Linked DNA regions of Homo sapiens: region 2 is linked to region 1. The links are chromatin loops, found by intact Hi-C in ENCODE. Cell type or tissue: Calu3. All regions are shown on one strand. Links, peaks and the distances in the headings refer to the core of each region. The heading gives the core; the rest is flanking DNA.

What was found. Hi-C counts contacts between places; a loop is a spot of excess contacts. Peaks named below come from ENCODE experiments on the same cell type or tissue, not always from the same donor. Only the 100,000 strongest peaks of a DNase experiment are listed, where the experiment ranks them.
Region 2: it touches region 1 in a loop (2.0-fold over the local background); 1 of 110 quality-filtered maps calls a loop at or near these places.

The regions. Positions count from the first base shown.
Region 1 is chr12:33,484,122-33,488,519 of GRCh38, forward strand. No RefSeq gene overlaps it. Among named protein-coding and RNA genes, the nearest start is that of SYT10, 47 kb to the left of the region's middle. In Calu3, for the core only: no CTCF peak of the experiment used is centred there; a DNase peak (open chromatin) is centred at 2,080.
Region 2 is chr12:33,436,410-33,440,807 of GRCh38, forward strand. It overlaps SYT10 (synaptotagmin 10), which reads right to left and starts at 3,410. Exons shown (of 7, transcript NM_198992.4): 1 at 2,963-3,410. The coding sequence starts at 3,113. RefSeq lists an enhancer at 2,321-3,137. In Calu3, for the core only: no CTCF peak of the experiment used is centred there; DNase peaks (open chromatin) are centred at 2,652 and 3,512.

The sequences.
Region 1 (4,398 bases), core at 140-4,139:
CTTCCTGTCTCTTTATTCCAATTTGTTAGTTCAGATCTTCTTGTTCTCCTTAGGGGAGGATACACTACAACCTTTCACCTGTCATGCTCTCTAAAAGGGAATATATTGTACCATGTTTCTAAATCCTCCCTTCTTATCCACTCATCTCTGCCATAGGTAGTCATCCTTGGTGTTCTAATTCTCAACTAAGGGGAAGGGAATGTGATTCTGAGCCCAAGCCTTACACTTGCCAGTGTATCCCTCCCTTATCTTCCTGTGACTGTGTCCTTGCAACTCTGTCTCTTCTCAGTTCACATGTCCTTTCCTGAAAGAGGCATTACTCAAACGCCCTGTCTTAAGTAGCTTATTTTCCCAACTCCCAAGTTTCAATCACTCTCAATTCCACTATTCTAACTTACATTCTTCATAACATTTATGACTCTCTGAAGTGGTAGTATCTTTTCAAATACTTACTGATTAATGTCTGTGTTCTTCCATCACAATGTCAACACCACAAAGATGAAAACTTCTCTTACTTGACTGCTGTATTCCCACTGCCTAGAATTTTGCCTGGCACGTGATAAAAACTCAAATCATATTTGCCAAATGCATGAGTGAATGAGCCTCATCCTAACTCCCTGAGGGGAATATTTCGTATTTGGACACGTAACATCTTCCATGGGTGACTGTATTCCTTCATGGATAATCCTTCCCATTGATTGAAGATCCCCAGAATTGTAAGTCTTTCTAATTAGCACTGACCAGGGGCATTACTTGCAGGGTAAACAATGCTATCTTAGTCGCATGCTGTTCCCCGATTTTGTGCCTGTACATACAGGCTTTGCACATTAACTCTTTTGGGTGCTTTGGAGTACTACTGCCCAGTTGTTGTTTCTGAAGAAAGCCTTTAATAGTTCTGCTTTGGAAAAAAAATACAATGAAAGCTGCTGGAGATTGGCAGAAGATAAAGAAAAATTGACACATGTACTTGCAGAGTAATCTGAAAGAAAGCTGAATGCATGGCAGAATGGATTTAATTTCTTCAGTTTATAAGAGTAGCATTTCATACACTAAAATTTCCTTTTTGCATTACTTCCTAACTTACATTAATGATCACTTTCTTGTTCTTTCATTCAACACACACGGGCAATGTAGAGTTATAGAATATTTTATTTTTAAGAAACACAGCTCTTTCCAGGCACGGTGGCTCACGCCTATAATCCCAGCACTTTGGGAGGCCAGGGCAGGCGGATCACAAGGTCAAGAGATTGAGACCATCCTGGCTAACATGGCGAAAACCAATCTCTACTAAAAATGCAAAAATTAGCTGGGCATGGTGGAGTGCACTTGTAGTCCCAGCTACTCGGGAGGCTGAGGCAGGAGAATCACTTGAACCCGGGAGGCGGAGGTTGCAGTGAGCCGAGATTGTGCCAATGCACTCCAGCTTGGCGACAGAGGAGTGAGACTCCATCTCCAAAAAAAAAAAAAAAAAAAAAAAAAAGAAGAAACACAGCTCTTTTTTCATGGTATGATACTCATTAGCAGTTCTACAAACAATATTCTAACTTTATTTCCTATTTTCTTACTTTCATACATACTTCTTTAGATGAAAGCTAATTGGTTCGTGTGCCTAAGTAACTGTGACTCTTGAAACTTGTCTTTTTCAAGCCTTTGCTGAGACATTGTCTACGTATCTAAAGCCTCCCAAACTGCTTATTTACAATTTCAAAAATCGTATATTGTATATTTTCTAAGACTATGTTGGATATGGTATGGTAAAGTAACCATGGCTACAGGAAGAAATGAGAATGAGGTTTGGAAGGAAGAAATTTATTACACATACAAGTCCCAGTGAGGGGGTCACTGTGTGCCTGCAGGGCCACCAGAGAAGTGTCAGATTTTGGTTGAGGTGGTGGAAGACAGTGAGGGGAAAGTTGACCAGAGCCTGTATTAAAACTAAAATATAAAGGAAAATGCCTAATTACCAGTATACAAAAACATTTAGTAAAGGAGGAAAACTGTAAATACAGTAATAAAGCACAAATAAATGATTGGTATAAAAGGAGATTCATTTTAGTAGACAAGTAGATCAATAAAATCCTGGCAATGAGCCCATCAGTTACTGATGCTATTAAATTGCCCTTTTACCAGTCTCATTACTTGGAAACAGTTTTAAAGAGGAAATTCTAAGTTTCGTGTGTGTGTAATAGTACCTTTAAAAACAGGTACAATCGAAGGCTTATTGTGTTTTTCTTATGACTCACATGTATTTAGTATAAACATACAACACCATAGTGTTTTAAAAAGCACTTAGGCTTTCTTAATTAAAGGAATATTCACAGAAAAGTACATTTCTCAGAAGTTTATATTACTAAAAAGCAACTCAGAAGACTGATTGATATTACTGTTTTTTAAAGATGAAAAATTTGAGGTAAAGGAAAAAGTCAAATAACCTGCTCGAGTGTGCATAGTGATTGAGATTATACATACACAATTTACAGCTTAGTGCCTGATTCATAGGAAATAATCAACAGATTATAGATAGGCATTATTTAAAAAATAACCAAGGTATAAAGACGTACTGACTATTTGACCACAAATATGAAATATTCTCTGGATAGTTAATTGAAGGGCAACTGAAATTCTTTGCTTTTTTGAGATATTTTTAATGGGGCATTTTAATATGTGTATGACTGTGCTTGTCTATTTCTGTCATTTTCTACATAAAATATTTTATAGTTCAATACTAAAGTGGAAGATACAGGAGAGTCTGATATTTAAGGATATAATATTTCCAATGGGAAAATATTTTCCTGTACTTTTAAATGAAATGCAGGCATAGTCTCTCCTAATCAGGCTTTATTTAGGCTTGAATAGGTAAGTAAAGTGGGAATAAGTTAATGTCATTTGAAATTATCTGCTTTTACTTAAGGAATCTTTGAGTCATTATATCATGATAAAATGCATTTTAAAGTAAAAACATTGTTAAGGAAAGGTCATAATATCATGTCAATAGGTTCAGGTCTTCATAGACATAATTTATTTCTGAGCATTAAGTTCATAATAGCATAACCTCTGAATATATGCAAAAACAAGACATAACTATAAACATTTGTGGACAAAGTAATCAATATCGTGATATTTCAACATACCCTTCTAAATAATTGACAGATCAAGCAAAATTAATAAGAATATAAGAGAATTAATAAGCTTAATAAAATGGATAAATATAGTAAAAATTAGGGAACCCATAACCTTCTTAAGCATTCATGGAATATTTATCATATTTACCAAAATTGACAATTAATATGTCATAAATTAAGTCTCAAAATTTTCAGATAACTGATAAACATTAACCATAGAAACAATATGCTCTGATTATGTAATTCAGTTAATTATAAATGAGTAAGTTAAAAATAGCATTCTAAATATGCTGTAGAGCAAGGAAGAATTTATAATGCACATAAAGTTTTCAGCAATATATTTAATATACCACATTACAACATGTGGAGTGCAGCCAAAATAGTACTTTGAAGGAAATATGTAGTCTTCAATGCATATAAAAGACAAGAATAAATACTCAAATTCTATAAGTTAAGCATCTAACCTAAGAAGCTAGAAAAAGAGAACACAACAAATGCAATAATAGAAGGAAAAGGAAAATATAAACATAAAATTTAATGAAACAGGAAATTTCAACTTTTGGCATGTCCGAATAGCTGGTACTAGACTTGCCTTCCTATTGCAAAAAATAAAAATAAAAATAAAAACTGGAAAATAAAACAAAATGCAGTCACATGCTATATTATAATGTTTCAGTCAATGACAGATTGTATATATGACAGTGGTCCCATGAGATTATAATATTGTATTTTTATTGCACCTTTATATGTTTGGATATGCAAATACTTGACATTGTGTTACAATTGCCTACAGTATTTAGTACAGTGACATGCTTTATGGGTTTGTAGCCTAGGAGCAATAAGTTACATCATATAGCTTAGACGTGTAGTAGGCTAGACTGTCTAGGTTTGTGTAAGTACACCTGATAATGCTCAAACAAGAAAAATCACCAGACAACACATTTCTCAGAACATATCCTCATTACTAAGCAATGCATGACTGTACATCAAACAGTGATTTTCAGACATTAGGCAACAGGCATCAAAGGACTATTCTCCCTGAGAGAAAATAGTAATGAGGTGAGTTGCAAAGAATACTTTATGTTTCTGTCTGAAGGCACTTTCTGAACCTTGGTCCCAGAAGGGCCCAGCCTTGCAGTAAGACTAAACTGATGTCAGAGAAAAGGCAGCACTAGTCTCTCTCTAGCAAAGTGAAAAACAAACAAAAGGATCAAGCTTAACTGACTGATAAAGTTTCACACTATTTAAAGGAAGACCAAAAAATCAAGAAACTAAA
Region 2 (4,398 bases), core at 209-4,208, 48 kb before region 1:
CTTTCTAGAATATTAGTAATGCTGGCACATATAATGACTCCGATAAACTACGCCAAAAGAGTAAATGAACTTGTGTTGGCAACTTTAGTGTAAGTCTTCACCAATTTTATTAAAGTATGAGATCAGTCATGTTGTGATCATATTGTGACTGTGAGATCCTCAATGGCAACAATACTGCTGCTGCTTCTGCTACTGCTGATATGGTAAAAATAATGGTGATACTTGCACTTCACTGGCATTTGCAAAACCCGTAAGATAATATCTTACATATATACATGATTTGTAGCTCCCTTCATGTAGAATGATTTTAACTGGAATTACCTGAATTTCTCTCCCACTATCTCTATGTGAAGGAATTAAAAATATACACAATTTTGGAGCTTGTAATTATCACTGTAATGTTAGAACAACCAATACCATCTGGGCAGTGCTGATTAACTTTCAAAGTAAATAAGCACTGTGCCATTCAACATTGTTGATGTCTTCCTACCAAAAATGGCCTTCTCATTAAACGATGAGTAGAAGGATCACTGGAAGTGCTTTATTTAGGAACCTATAATAACAAGCATGAGAGCACAAGTTATAAGAAAATCTACTTTAAAGAACAGTGTGACGCTGGGTGGCTAAGAAATATAATTAAATATTTGGCAAACAATCTTTAAATCCACTTCATAGATATCTATTAACTTTGAGTGTCTATTTGCAGATTAAAGTATTTTACTTCTAACTGTTGCTTGGATTCGCAAATGAAAAACGTATAGCAATCTTGTCTTTATATGTCATACACAACTTAGTAGAATATCTTTCCTAGTAATAGCCAATAAATATGTGTGTTCCTATATTATAAATCGAATACCCCACTTGTATATATTATGTAGTCTATTTTGCCTCTTAAGGGGAGGAAAATATTCTTGCAATTGTTTTAGACTAATTTTTCTCACTTTTTATTCCCAAGGGGAAAAGTTCAAAAGGAATTCAGACTACAACTACTTCTTGCAGTGATTAGGAAAAACTGAGAACTATTTCTATAATTCATATACTATAGTTTATCTGAAGCTGATACAGTTGTGCATTTTGGACAGATTTCAGAGCTGGGATTTGGTTTCTAACTTCCACATATTTTCCTCATTACCAGCCAGTCTGAGACCCGGGAAACCACTATTTGGTGTGTGATCACAAAAGGGCAGGAAAGAGGAAAATCAGTAGTTTTATTTACAGCATCAACTGTTCAATTACCAAAGCACAATCTTCAAACTTAAATACTCTCATTTCGTCCAGTGTAGCCCCTTCTCTGAGTGTTACCTTTAGCAAGTGGGTCACTAAAGACGTTTCAGAAAAGCTTATCTAATATCACCACAGAGGACTCTGAGGTCACACTATTCTGGTCTTTACCTCATACTTAGCAACGATACGCACGACACAGAATACAACATGCTCACACAGTGCCTTCCACTGAGTTTCATACACTCCTAGGAATTTAACACCTACTGAACGAATGGAAATGATTCTCAGTTGTGTTTATACACTGAGAAAATTTTAAAGTTTCCCTATCCAGGGTCCAAGCAGCGGCATATCTTCAAGCTCTGCCAAGTGCAGACAGAGCCCCCTTGGCTCACGTTGCCGTGGATCAGAGAATACCAAACCCTGCAGCTACCCATGTGAACGATGGAATGTAAAAGCTAAACTAAACCCATTCCCACTCCCCGCTTGGCTTTGACGCAGGGGTGGTGGTGGAGAGGATTCACTAAGTGTGCCCCGCTTTGCTCCCTCCCAGCACGCAGGGCTCCATGTTGTCCTGAGCTTGGCTGTCCAGCTCTTGTTGCCCTGACTACCTTCAACTCTTAAAATCCCGCCAGGAGATCAAAATGACAGGAAAAGCAAAGGGAAAGAACCTAGAGAAGGAATGGCAACCTTCCAGTCGAAAATCCCCAAAGCAGTGTTTTTTGACTCCTAGTGCAACAAGTGACCCTCTCAAGCGGCTCTTGAAACCACGCAGCCCGCAACTCGGGGATCCACCTCGCGTGCGCCCGAGGAGCACAGCAGGCTGGACACACCAACCTTTTCCCCAACCGTGACCCAAACAGTGGCTTGGATTCGATCCTTTCCACCCCCAAGCCTTGAGGAAAATCCACTTGAGACTTTTTTCCATCTCCAGATTTCCGACGGTCGATATCCTCCTGCATCCAGCCCATTTCCTAGTTTCCTGAAGGGTAGGGAGGACGTCTGTGAGTTGGATGTCTGAGAGCGTGCGTGTGCTAGGGATTTTAAACGTCTCCCCTCTCTTCCACTTCTTCGATATGTGCTCTGAGCTTTAGGTGTCGCCTCACAAATGGGATCAATAATCCTTGTTTTACCAACTTTGTCATGAAACCCTAGAAAATCATATATATTAAAAGGGCTTTAGAAATTGTCAGGTGCCCGACAGGTTGCAGCCGCGGGTTACCTCGGAGGCCAAGGCAGCCACCTCTGCAAGGGAGTTCTGCGTCCAAGCATGGCTTGTCCGTCCCGCCTGGCCCCCATCAACAAGGCCGGGACCAGCGGCCGGTGGAACGAGCGAGAGCAGCCCTAGTCCCACAGGTGAGCCGCCCCCACAAGCAGCCAAGCCGCGAGCCGTCCCGGCGCCGTCACCGCCCGCACTCACTTCTCCACTCCGGGAGGGAGATGGGAGGCGTGGGAGAACGCGGAGAGGCGCGGCGAGGCTGGGAGCGGGAGACGGCGCCGGGAGGCGGGAAGCGGACCAGAGAATGGGAGAAGCCCGGCAGGTGGACAGGAGGAAACAAAACCCAAACGCCCCACCCTCGAAGTCGTCAGGAGCTGAGCGAAGGAAGGAGCGAGGTAGGAAAGCGTGGCGCCCCAAATATGCCGCGGGAGCGGCGCGGGAGGCGCAGAACCCCGGAGCTTGCAGCCTAGCGCGCGGGGTCCCAGCGGAGCGCGAGGACGCGAGCGGAGCCCTCCCGGTTACCTGTGCTGCTTCCGCCCTGGCTGCCCCTGTCCCGAGGGAAGATGCCCGAGCACTTCTCCCACTCCACCTGGCCGGCGAAGCACAGCTCGGTGACGATGTGCAGAGCCTTCTGGCACAGACTGTTCACTCCGTCCTCCTTGTGGAAACTCATCGTTTGGCTTTTCTTTCGTTTTCTCTTTTTTTCCCAGTTAGCCGTCTTTTCCTCTTCCCGTACCTCTAACCCCTCTGGCGCCCTAAGCCATAGTCCGCCCGCGGTGACTTTGGCTGGAGATTGCGCCGCTGAGAGCCGGCAACTCTTAGGAGCCCCACGTTGGCCCCATGGCGGGAGCGGAGGGCGTAGGGGAAGGAGAGGCGCGCGAGGAGGCTGCGGCTGCCGCGAGGTTTGCGCCAACTCTCCCGCCGCGCGAGCGAGCCGAGGCGCGCTGGAACTAGAGACCCGGCATGGAGTGCTGAGGGGAGGGGGGAGCCGTAAAAAAGCCAAAGCAAGCCCTCGACTCGCAAGCACGCCCCCCTCCTCTCCCCAGCGCACTGGTGTTTCTGGCGGGTGCCTGGCGGCGACGCGTCCAATCGCAGCCCGGCGCGGGCGCTAGGTGACAGGCGGCGGAGCGCGCAGACCCGGCTCCCCGCGTCCTCTGAAGAAGGGACTCGCGAGGGAGGGAGGGAGGGAGGGCGGGCGGCCCGGCGCCCCTGCCGAGGCCGGGGATGCTCATCGTTGCCCAGAGTTGGCCCGAGGAGCCCTCTCCGTTTTCCCAATACTTTTCCCTGCATCAGTGCAGCCATCCCCGCCGCCTTTGTCTCTCCAACTTTTCCACGGATGTATTCTACTTTCTGTGCTATCTGCTTCTGCCCTTCTGGAAAAGTCATCCCAATCGAAGAAAAACTGAAAAAGTTAATTAGAAAAAAGAATGCGTGAATAAGCAAACCCTCTTAGGTAGATCACAAAATAAAATGTTATTTGTACTAATAATCAGATAAGATTCTGTCGATTAATCCGTAATTGGCGATTGAGAATGCACAACTTGACTCCCTCCATCTCCTTTCTTAGCGACTTAAAACAAGACATGGGTGTTAAAGGGAACAGGATTAAGTTCAAATCTGTCACACATCTCAGCCTAACCTTGAAGTTGTTTTCAGGTCTTGGCGATCCTCCTACTTCAGCCTCCCTAGTAGCTAGGACTCCAGGGACTCCAGGCGCTATTTTTTTTTTTTAAACTTATTGTAAAGACAAGGATCTCACTATGGTGCCCTGGCTGGTCTCGAACTCCTGGGCTCAATCAATCCTACCGCCTTAGCTTCCCAAAATGCTGGCACTAGCCACCACGGCCGGCCTGCTTTCGGGTCTTTGCCTGAGTCTGTAAAATGGGAGATTTGGACTCGGATGTCTTAAGCTCACCTGTTTTTATAATTCTTTAATGCAAATGGGTGCAAATCAGTAG